Linked DNA regions of Homo sapiens: region 2 is linked to region 1. A link is a contact called in ENCODE Hi-C or POLR2A ChIA-PET data. All regions are on one chromosome and are shown on one strand. The core of a region is the stretch at or near the end of the contact, and the rest is flanking DNA. Distances in the headings are between cores, read along the strand shown. Region 1 has its middle 210 kb from the start of LINC00343. Region 2 has its middle 220 kb from the start of LINC00460.

Region 1 (5,831 bases), core at 1,449-3,948:
AGTCCCTTCCAGTGTGCTATTAGGGAAGTCAATAAACTCCTCTGTGTCTCAGTTCAATTCAAAGAGAGGACTCTGGCCGGGCATTGTGGTTCACGCCTGTAATCCCAGCACTTTGGGAGGCCAAGGTGGGCAGATCACCTGAGATCAGGAGTTTCAGACCAGCCTGGCCAACCTGGTGAAACCTTGTCTGTACTAAAAATACAAAAAAATTAGACAGGCATGGGGGCACATGCCTGTAATCCCAGCAACTTGGGAGGCTGAGGCAGGTGAATCACTTGAACCCAGGAGGTGGAGGTTGCAGTGAGCCGAGATTGCACCAGTGCACTCTAGTCTGGGCAACAAGAGTGAAATTCTGTCTCAAAAAAAGAAAAAGAAAAAAAGAGGACTCCAAAAAGAGGATAACAGTAATACTTTTCCAATACATTTGCCATAGGGATTAAGCTCATGTAAAACTACTTAATAATATAATGTGTCTGACAGAAGTGACCCCTCCCCAGTCTCTCTCTCAGACTCCTCTGTCTCTGTTCTTCATCCCAGACCTGTGGTACTATGCCGAGTGGTGGACTAAGACGTCGGGGGTGATATGGAAGGTAAGTCCATGTCCACTTTGTCCTGGCTCAAGGTGCATCTCAAAAATCAGGCTCATCTGGATACGAATCACCCTCTGCCACTCATTAATTGTGAGTGGGGTTTAGGACAACTTACTTTACCTCTCTGAGTGTAAGCTTATTTGTCTTTAATGTGGAGAAATTAAATGTATATTTGTCCTTGTGTTTTTCAGAAAATGGAATAAGTTAGTACTTGCATTAACAACAGTACAGAGATATCATATGCACTAGCTACCCTTCTTACCACCTGCCTAACTTGCCTCCAGGATTCTTGCCTCACTTTCCTCACCATTTTTTAGAAAAGCCTGTATCTTCTTCATTCATTCTCCTATTGTACCATCCCTACTCCATGGCCTTCTCCTGGGTCACTGTTTTCCATGCTTAGTGTTATTACCCTCTGAATTTACTGATGTCTCTAAATCATGTTATAAGGGCCAGAATCAAGAAGAAGTGGTGTAAAGAGAATTAACTTTTATCAATGATCAGTATTACCTGTGGTTCATTTAGTGCTTGGTAGATGCCATCTATGTTGTAATTACTGTAACATGTTTACACTTAGGATTCTGGATCTAGAGCTACCTTCTCCCAAGGAGCAGGATCTCAGCTTTCCCTTTTCTTTTGGAGATAATGTAAGCAGCTGGTAGAAGAGCTTTGAGTTGAGGGGTATAATAGGGGGATTATGAGGCATTGTGTTGGGGCAGAGGACAGAGGGAGCAACTCTGCAGAGTCAGGGAGGCTCCAAAACGGAAGTGACCTTTTGCCCTGGGTTTCTATTACAACTCACTGGAAAATGGTTTACAATGCTGATTTGCACAAATAATACCAAAGGCAAAGGAAGAAACGAAGAAATCCCAGGCTGACTCAGATATAGATCACTCGTGTCTATGAGGAAATCTTGACAGCTTGTGTCAAAAGTTCACTCTTCGTGACTCAAATGGGTGCAATACCAGAAAAAGAGAACCTGATTAGATCAGTGGTTCCCAGACCCCTAGAATGGGAGGACAACTTTGTAATGACCTTTTCTCTCAGATTTTTTCCTAAAAAAGAAAGTGTACTTTTAGAAAAGAATCAATTAAATGATTAAGAACAAAAGTTACTAGGAATTCAGTATCAATTGCATATGAATTTCCATTTTGTTCAGTGAAAATTTGCATTTGAAAATAGTAATTTTAAATGTGAAAATGGTAATAAATATGCCAAAGGTGGTTACGACTTTCAATCTATATGGATTCTTGGGCTTCCTGCAGTCACTTTAAAGTCTCCTGAAGTCCCTTTGCTGTACTTTAGGGTCCAGTGATCTGGGTTTTAATTAGAAGCACTCTTTCAAAGGATTTCTTAAAAAAATTAACAAGTGAAAAGAATTGTACAATTTTAATTTAATTAAACATTTGTTTATTTCATAGATAGTCTCCTTATCCGCATTGTTTTTTAAAATCCCTCCCACCATGTTTTATCCACATTGTTTTTTAACAATCCACAAAAAACAGCAACGATCAATTAGCTGATAACATATTACAACCACATAGAGGCCTAATTTGCTCCTGTTTTAAAAGCATATTAGTGCTAGTTGTGCTCATTAATGGTTACGGTTCTATTAATCAGGAACAAATCCATGTCATCTGAATTTTCTTGCCTCTTGCAACAAGGTAAGCACAGATGGTAGATGACACGGGAGGTGAGTCGCTCTGCAGGTCGGCGCTGCCCGAGTGATCTGTTAGGTGTGTGGATGCACAGACCACACGGTGTATTTCCGGAATGTCTGAAAATGTGGGCCACATGTGACCAACAAGATAATTATGAAACCTGACTGCTGGATATGCTGATGCAGCCAAAAAACATCAAGGACTGTGAGTGAGTTTGGAGGTGGGAGCAGAGAAAATTTCTGCAATGTGTAAAAATGGACCGCTCTCAGAGAAAAGGAGCATTTAAATTCTGCCCAGTTTACGGGTTTCCAGTTCCTGTCCTTTCTCCTGCTCATATCTGCATCTTTCTGATCTCCCGGGAAATCAGCCGCTGCTCTGCCCGGTCAAGCCCCTCCTTCCGGAAGAAGGGCTGAGGCAGGAATGACTCATTGCCAGGGAGTGCCTTATAGAACCGGGTGAAAAGGCAGTGTGACAATATGACTGTGAATTTCTTATCAGTGTAGGCTCACCAGTGATGAGATTAAATGGAAAGAACGTATCCTGCTGTCATCAAGGCCAGTATCATAATCAACTTTTATGATTTATCAGCATTGTAACCTGGGGCTATTACTGCAAGTTTTGAGCCTCCATTTTCTCATCTCTAAAGCAGAGTCACAGGGACCAGGTGCAATGGCTCACACCTGTAATCCCAGCACACTGGGGGGGCCAAGGTGGGAGGATCACCTGAGCCCAGGAGTTCAAGATCAGCCTGGGCAACATAGTGAGGCCTTGTCTCTATGGAAAAAAAAAATAGTAACAATAAAAATGAAAAAATAAAGTAAAATAGAGTCATTGCCTCATTACAGGATTGGATGTGGACTAAATACGATCATATGTGTGAAGTTACAGGAAAAGCCTTGTGGAGCAGGATTAGAAAGAACAGAATGGGATCTAATTGAGATGAAATGAAGACCTCCTAACAATTTCTTATGAAGCTTCCTAAATCTCTTGCATGTGACAGTGTAAGTCTCTTTTCATTCCATCTACCCTTAAGCTTCCCCAGTGGTGAAGAACTGTAGAGCAAAGAGCAGCTTTCGAGGGGAACACTGCCTCGGCCCTCACCTTCGTCCAGGGCTTAACCACTGGACACAACTCAGAATCTTGCATTTATTCTTAATTTAAAGCCTTATTCCAGCCTGAGATGCAGTTCCCTTAGCTTCCTGCTGATCTCTCCTTTAAAATAGTCTCTTTCTCAAATCCAAAGTACACTGAGGTGTGGGGGAGATAACAAAAAGTGAGCTTCATTGACAGGCTCAAGAGGGTCACGTGCATTAAGAGACTGTACAATTCACAGGCCAAGCACGAAGGCCACAGACAGCCTTGAACGTGGGAGTTAAAGTGAGGGTTCTGGGGCCACAATGCTCAGATTGCGTTTAAGCTCTACCTCCTATTAGCTGTGTGACCTTAGCTCTTGATCAAGACAACTTTATCTTTATATATCAGCTTCCTCATCTGAGAAGGATAATTATACCATTAATATCACTGGTTTCCCATGACAATTCAATGAAATGATAGATAAAAAGGGCTTAGACCAGACCTCAATTAATAGAAGGTGTTAATTTTAGCAATAGCTGTATGGCTTAAGAGTTCCTGTCATCCAAGTAACAGGATCAGAGGACACTGTGGCATTAGCATAGCAACATTGGTGGGGACAGCAGGGATGTCGGATGGCGTCTGATTGTCAGGGTTAGTTCGTAGGGTCAAACTCTGCAGCTGCTTTAGAAGAGTGCTGTCGTGTGGGAGATTCGCTCTGTGCATTGGTAGACTATAAGTACAATCCTAAGAAAGTGATCCCACAGGTGACTGAACAGAAAAAATCATAGACCAACTTAAACTTTTCATAGACCATGGTGTATTAATCAGTTTGCATCTAGACCCAAGGGAGAGTAGATGGGGTAAGTTAACAGTTAGGATAGGGTGCAAATGGGGTGGAGGAGTCGTACTCCTGAATCCCAGGATGTGCAGTGTTTCTACACGCACAGGCTCTCTCTCAATGCCACATCCATCTTTCCTGCAGATGGAGTAATTGAGGTTTGAGCAAGATGTCCCGGGTTAATAGCACTCATTTGGTCTCCTGGAGAGACACAGGGATAAGTAAGCCTGGAAGATGGCTGTGGATTGTCCCCAGCTAGCTGAACAGCCCTGGGATTTATTGCATTGCTGGGGCAGAAGACTCTGGGACCAGAGTGGGTGTCACCAGTCGGCGGCTAAGTCAAGGTCTCAGGCATACCGAGTGCTCGTGTATATTTAGTGTGTCCTGAGAAAGGACTGAATGTTTCTTGTATATTTGCTGTATCATGGCTCGTCCATATTTAGAGTAACTTGGATACTTCCCACCCTGATGGCTTATGTTTATTTAGTGTCTTGAGAACACTGGGTGTCTCTTGATCCTTCCCTTCTTTTCTATGTATGTTTAATACCCATTATTCCATTCACTAACGACCTTAACAAGCTCATGGGTTGCATCCATCCCACTTGTCTTCTTGTTTCTATAGTAAGTTATTAAATAATGTAAAGTGTGTATTGGAGTTTACCTATTGGGCGGCGGCCTTGAGGAACTATTTAGCATGCATATTTCCAGTCTGGATAAACAGCCAATGAGCAGATTTGGAGGTCACCCAAAAAGGTCCTGAAGTTAGAATATCTAACCAGCAACCCATCCAATAGTCTGTAGGCAGCACATAATAGACTTTCTACAAAAGTTTGCTAAATTAATAAATGGTTAATATTTTCAAGCACAAAAGAATTATCTTAAGTGTTTCTGTACCTATTCATAACTTTCACTGTGGCTTCACATCAAATATCTGTTTTAGTTTCCACAACAATGCTGGGGTAGGTAGAAGATGATTTGCTATCCTTGTTTTACAGATTGAGAGCCGAAGTCCTGAAATGTAACTTGCTTAAAGTTACACTCAGCAATTCTCAGATGGAACAGACTCTGGAATTCAGATTTTCTGTTTCCTAGTGTTTTGGGGCCATGAGTCTTCCTTTCTTTCTCTGTACAATCCCAGACATGTAGCAGAAGCTGTGTCCTCAGCTGGACCAGGAAGAGCTCATGATTTCCATGAACAGTTGGCTGTGAAAAGTTCAGCACAGCTATGAGACTCAGGCAAAGATGAGAGAGCCAGCACCTTGTGTTGCACGATTCTTTCATTTGACTAATTAAAAAATGCACCTATCTTATTATATCATGTAAGTATGACATTATCATACTTATTATCATATCAGTAGTCTCTAAAAGTTTCCTGCAAAATGTGTGATACTAAAGTTTACCTCCAAGAAGAGTGCTAATGTTTGTATTCACAGAGCATTGCAAAATAGGTTTATCAACCTATTTTTAAGGCATTCAGAAACACAGTGTCATTGCTTTCTTTTTTGATTAAATTAAATTAAATTTTAAGTTCTCGGATACATGTGCAAGATGTGCGGTTTGTTACACAGCTAAACGTATGCCATGGTGGTTTGTCGCACCCATCAACCTATCACCTAGGTATTAAATAAGCCCTGCATGCATTAGCTATTTATCCTGATGCTCTCCCTC
Region 2 (6,227 bases), core at 667-3,166, 240 kb before region 1:
CCCCCCACGGCCTAGTTTGGTCTTTTTCACCATCATGCAGTGAGACATGGTGTGCACAATCCGCATGTTTTCTGGATAGTCCCTTCTGAAATGTTCATTTATGATTTTGGCTCTTCCAGAGGACATCACGGTAAATAATCTCGTGCATTTTCCAAGTGTTTCCCTCGTGTTTCCTGATCATTGATCATGCGCATTTTCAACTGTCCTAAATATTGCCAAATTGCTGTCCAGAGTGGCTATGACTAATACATCCCTGCCAGTTTGCCTGGGGGCTTCTGTTTCCCTAAATCCTTCCCAGCACTCAACAATGTTACTTGTTTTAATTTTTCCAGAGCTGACCAAAATATAGCTCATCCGTTTCCAGTGCAAGTAAAAGGTGAGAGGCTAGGTGGGTGTTTAGAACATTTCAGTGTATGTGGAACTATGACTGTGCAGAGACCCTGGGAGGTGGTCTGACCCAACTCTGCCACATGCGGGGGGCTCTATTTCACCACTGCTGCCTCCTTGGCACTGCTTTTTGAGGCACATTGATAATTTAGCTACTCTGTGTTAAAGATAGCGATGTAGACTGACTGATTAGCCTGATGTAAAAAAAAAAAAAAAAAAAAGCGTTTGGCAAATACAACCCTATGTGGTCCATATTTGAATATTTTTTCACAAGTCAACTGCTTGATTATATAGCTAAGAAAAACAAAGGCCAGAGATTTTACATGGCTTATCCAAGCTCTCTTCTCTTTAGGAAAATAAATTTCAGGAAGGTTGAACAATTGGCAGAGAAACACTGAAATAAAAATCAATGACATTGATGGGGCTTGGCCTCAGGGGGCCTTCCGCTGGTTTTTACCTATGGCCTGTATCTCTCAGTAGTTCCAGTTTCTGCTAATGACGTCCACTTGTAAGGAGGACAGAGCCTGGATTATAGGAGACGCTAGATACATATTGCCCAAATTGACAAATGAGTCAAAATGGGGAGCATATCAAAATCTATGTGGTGTGTGCATGTATTGAAAACATGTCCCAGAAAATCAAAATATTGTGCCTCCCAAAGAATCATACACCTACCCTCATCCTCCACTTTTTCCTCTCTTCCCTTTCCCAGGACCTATATGAGAGTATTAATTGCAGACTGACCCCAATAACGACAGAGTTTGAATAAGAAATATAGTAGTGTAGTAGGTTCACTGATTCTATGAAAAAATATGAAGCAACAAAACAGGGCACATGTGGTATAAACAGCATGGGATATGGGTGGATAGACCATTTGTTTAAAGTTTACGGCAGATATCATCACTGTAATACACAATATATCATGGGACAAGTTATATTAGGCTTTATGTAAATAGAGGCAATGATATGGGAACAATGGCTTTTAAAATTTACCAATAGGGCACAATCTAGAATATTAAGCAAAAATTAGTCCAAACTTTGGTTGTATAAAATTGAAGAGAGGTAATTTTGATAGGGATAAATGCTAAACTATTGATAAAAAAAATACAGAAATATTTTTTAGGTGAGATGTTGTGGTCTAAGGGTACTGTTTGTGAGAATAGATGGCTGCTTTCATTCAGAAAGGCAACATGGCGTTAAAGGTAGTTATTTCGTGAGGCCTAGCAGAATAGGTTACACTGAGACCAGAAAATACATTAAGTGAGTATCAGCTTAATAAGCAATGAATAGACAGAAGAAGACGCCCTGAGGAAAAGAGGTGCACTGTGAGCTTGAGAACCAGACCATACTGCAAGTCACCATCCCTCCGTGTTCTCCAAGGAAGGAGATGATGCACTTTCTTAACTCCTGTAATTTCTGTGGCTGTGACTCACTGGGCTGGTGTAAGAGAACAAGTATTTACACCGCTGTTCTCAATCAGTAGTCAAGCTTTGAAAAGGAAATAAGGAATAACTTTCCCATATTTGGAGGTAACAAGTGTAGCAAGATGGCACAATCCCTCCCTCTCAAAGGAGCTATGAGGTTTTACTAATAGTGGCTATTACTCATCCAGAGGCCAGCGCCTCTGCCAGCACAGGGTCCCCTTATACTTTACTGGAGAATTTTAGTTTTTATCATAGAGCATTGATGTGTCACATTAAAAATGTTTACAAAGCATTTTATAATCATTATTTACTGCCTTACATAGCAACCCCACGCTGCAGTTCAGTCCTGCCTTTTAAACAGCATGAACCACCTACTCACACATAGGACCCAACTCCAGAAGGCTCCTCTTGACATTTTTGGCTGAACTATCATTTAATCTGGATCAAAGTTAAATTTTAAAAGTTGCTGTGGTCAAAGAAAAAAGGATAGATAATTTAGCTTTCTTTTGTGCTTTTAGGATTACGATGATAGCAGATTTGTAAGAAAAGAAAATTCCTTTAAAATTAAAGGTCATGTCTTTGACTCTGTCAATTTCTCTTTGTTCAAAAATGAATAAGAAGATATTAAAGAAAAATATACAAGCACAAAAGGAGTCATTAAAATTTATTTTCCAAGCTATTTGTTGAATATAGTGTAGAAATGAGTCAGGAACAGGACATTTTTTACACTAAAGGGATTAAACAGAAAGACCAAAGCTAGTTTGTGCCTTTTAAATCAAATTGTTTTCAATGTCTGCAATGTAGACTGCATTTATGACTTGACATTTATTAAAAATAGCATCAGTTAATTTTTCAATTTTTAAGGAATTCAATAAAGTAATGTCTTAGTTATGCTTGAAAGTTATGTTGGAGGCTAGACCGTGGAAGAAATGTATTAGGTTAATTTAAATTTTGGTTGATATTAATTCATATCTTAAAGAAAAAACAGTTCTTGTGATTCCAGTGAACATGAGAAATAGTCTATGAAACAGAATTCTGGGAGAACTGCTACATGACTTGAGTCATTTTAAGCTAGACGGACTCAACATTCAGGAATATCCCTTGGGGAATTTCCTGAAATTGACAATGAGTAAGACACCCTAGGAGAATCCTTTTCCATTTTGGAGGTGATTTCCCATGCTCCCTGTCTTATTTTTCTGTCTTCTGATTGAAATAGAAACCCCGACATGTGTCTACCACCAAACCACCCTGAACGTGCCCAATCTCATCTGATCTCACAAGCTAAGCAGGGTCGGGCCTCGTTAGTACTTGGATGGGAAAAATTCCAGCAAGTACTCGTTTTGTTGGTGCATATGTTATGATACGTGTGCACCAGTTACACAATAAAATAGTATTTGTAAAAAAGTATAAGCAGAGAGGAGTATGCGGTTGTTACTCAAAAGTAAATTATCAAGTAGACAAGTTAATTAGCAACTGATTCAAGGAATTTTTTGGATAATATTGTATTTCATTTGAATAAGGATGCATCTTAAAATCTACTGGTATACCTCTTTTTCCAAAATTGAAGTGAAAGTAGTAATACAATATGGAGCTTTGGAATTTATTCTGAAGGATACTGTAGCTTATGAGTGGTCATGGAGCTGATTAAATAAATGTTGTTTAAGCAATTACTCCCAGAGTGAACACAGTTTCTCCCATTCGGGGCATTTCCCTTACAACTTCTATTGTATTTCTTTGAATTTTGGAAATCACAACTGGCCTTGTATGCATTGTCGTTATGGTATCTCCCAAGAGATAGCAGCATTCCTACAGGGTTTAAGTGGAACTGATGCATTTATGTGCGTTTATTTATTTGCTCCAAGACATGATGTTTCCCCATTACTATGGTCAGAACTAGGAACGGAGCCTGAGAATTTGTGTCTAGGCCTTTATTCTAACTAACAACAACACTCGATCCCACTACAAAAAAAAAAAAAAAGTAATCTGCCATGTCAGAAAAAAAAAAGGGCCTTCAGCTCCAGTAAATTGCAGGGTTATACTTTAAAAGAAAAAAAAAAAGGAAAGAAAAGAAAAAAAAAAGTAAGGCAACTTTCATTTGAAAGGTTTAGGATTCTAGCAGGACATACTGCTTTTATATCTTTGAGTACTGCTCAAAGATTTCTGCTGAAGTACCATGCAATTTTCTCTAAGTGCATAGAGAACTCACATTCAAGCTTTTCTCTTCCTCTTTCGCCCTTTCATCCTGCAGTGTGCATTAGTGGAAAGGGCAGTGTTCTTTCCAGAGGAGAAGGAAGTTGATCTAGGAGAGGGTGAGCTGAGCCTGGGCTCCAGGCAGCCAGTGCTCTCTGCTGCCCTGGAATTGTGCCCCCTCTTTATAATGGGTTGAAATACTCACATTTTGGCAGTGGGTTGTGTTTGTGTGTGTTGTCACATTGCTATCGGGCCTTACTTATTTGAGCATGGAAAATGTTTCCTGCAAATAGTTTTACATAATTTCTTTTTCTGATGCTATGAAGGTTAGGATTCCTGTATGATCTATTTTTATAGTGAGACAAAGTTCTTCAAGAATTTTGATCTCTTCCTAGTCTTCAGCTTTTGGAGTTCATCAAATGCAAATCATTTTCAGCAGGTTAGTGCTTGTCTGACTCAGCCTTTGTTTTTGTACCTAGGTATTTTGTTCTTGTTGTGTTAGGCTATAGTTTAGAGATGGAGTAACTCAGTAGCGTTTTCTGCACTATTTTGAAATATATATGTATTTTTGAAATAGATGTGTGTGATTTCTACTTTGTATACAGTCATTGCTGAAAGATGGTTGTTTTGATTTTTGCCAGTGTAGCATGAGCCAAAACATATTCTCAATAATACGTAATATCATTTATGGTAATATCAAAAAGGCAATGACATACATATCTAATGTATTACTTGAACTGTTGAATTTTTTTTACCTGAGTTACCCAGTGGATCAGTTCAGCAACAATGACAGTAAGTCACTCTTAATGTCAGAGACTCAGAACTCAGTTCTCAGGATGCTCTTCTCTTCTGTCTTCATTTATCCCCTCTGTGGCCACAGCCCATCTCTTGGCACTGCTTGCTGTTTATATGCAGAGGACTCCCAAGTTTATATCCCCAGCTCAGAACTCACTTTGGAATTACAGACTCATATTCAGCTGCCTCCGATATCTCTACATAAAAGTCTAAGAGACAATGAATTCTTAGCAAATCCAACTTCTGCTCTGTTTCCAAAATGTGCTCCCCTGCAGACTCCCTCATCTTTGTCAGTGCTGACTCTGACCTTCCAGTTGCTCCGGGCAAAAAATTAGATTCATCCTTGACTCTTTCTTCTCTTTCCCTCGCATGCTGCATTCAACCAATGAGGAGGCACCGCTGGCTTTGCTTCCGCAGCTCTCCAGAAACGCTTCTCAGCACCTGTCCTTCTCCTGCCCCAGTCTGAGCCCCCACAATGCTTCACCTGGATTGCTACAAGGGACTCCTCGCCACCTCCCGAGATCTGCTCTTGTTCCTACCATCTCATTGCAACCCACAGCCAAAATTATTCCTCCAACACACAGGTGGGGTTATGATGTCATGCCTCTGTTCAAACCCTTGCAATGGCTCTTCTTTGGAGACGGTAATAAAAGCCACAGTGGGTACAGGATTCCCCAGGACACTTCAGGATCCGACTCTCCACAGCCTGTGCCTGGTCTCACTTCCTGCAACTCCTCACTACTTTTCCACATGGTCTTACCTGAAGTTTTCAGAATGATAGAATGATACCTGTTCCTGCCCAATGCCTTTTGCATTGACTACTCCCTCTTCCTGGAAATATTCCTATGGCCAATTCCCTCCCTTTCATCGTCTATGCTCAAAGTGTCTTTCACCATGAAGACTTTCCTAAATTCCTCTTTAAATTGCACCCCTCAGCCTCACATTCTCCACTACCTTGCCTTACATTCTTTTTTCCTCACAACCGTCTAGTATATCATTAGCTCATTTATTATTTTGTGAGTGTTGTTGACTTTATCTCAGTCCTTCTTTCCCGTGAAAGATTCTCCAGTGCAGGGATCATTGTCTGTTTTATTCTGATGTATCCCAGGCACCTAGAACAGTGCAGGAATACAAAAGATGCGTAGTAGATATTTCTTGAAAGAATGAAATCTTATAGGTATGTAAAGTCAAATAAGTTCTACAAAAAAAACAAACAAACTCATCCCTTAAGGTGCTCAGTAAACTAAGGGAGGGAGAAGGAAACACAAATGAAAGACTACAAGGGTTCAAACCCACAGAACATCTCATTAAACAAAAAGCACTAAGGGTCCTGAAATAATAAGGGCAGCATCTAGAAAAAATGTATTCACGAACGACCATACACAGTATTTAACTCACTGCTCTCCATTTGCAGGTGATGAAGGTTTACTC

Evidence for each region. A loop is a pair of places that touch in the nucleus more often than their neighbours do. ChIA-PET counts read pairs that join two places held with the same protein, here RNA polymerase II (POLR2A). Pooled maps may share reads with other maps.
Region 2: a map of PC-9 shows a loop between it and region 1 (13-fold over the local background). The contact joins two enhancer-like sites. A Hi-C loop is called at or near these places in 3 of 168 maps with a recorded cell type or tissue (IMR-90, PC-9 and mammary epithelial cell) and 2 of 50 pooled maps. POLR2A ChIA-PET finds 5 or more read pairs at or near these places in 2 of 52 experiments (HEK293T and MCF 10A).

The regions. Positions count from the first base shown.
Region 1 is chr13:105,916,143-105,921,973 of GRCh38, reverse strand. No RefSeq gene overlaps it. Among named protein-coding and RNA genes, the nearest start is that of LINC00343, 210 kb to the right of the region's middle. RefSeq lists an enhancer at 1,987-3,186. Within about 2 kb of position 2,698, at least 7 of the 41 ENCODE cell types and tissues checked have a DNase peak (open chromatin) inside an H3K27ac peak, as active enhancers do; they include PC-9 and mammary epithelial cell, where a contact is called at or near this core.
Region 2 is chr13:106,152,305-106,158,531 of GRCh38, reverse strand. It overlaps the pseudogene RNA5SP38. Among named protein-coding and RNA genes, the nearest start is that of LINC00460, 220 kb to the left of the region's middle. Within about 2 kb of position 1,916, at least 5 of the 41 ENCODE cell types and tissues checked have a DNase peak (open chromatin) inside an H3K27ac peak, as active enhancers do; they include PC-9 and mammary epithelial cell, where a contact is called at or near this core.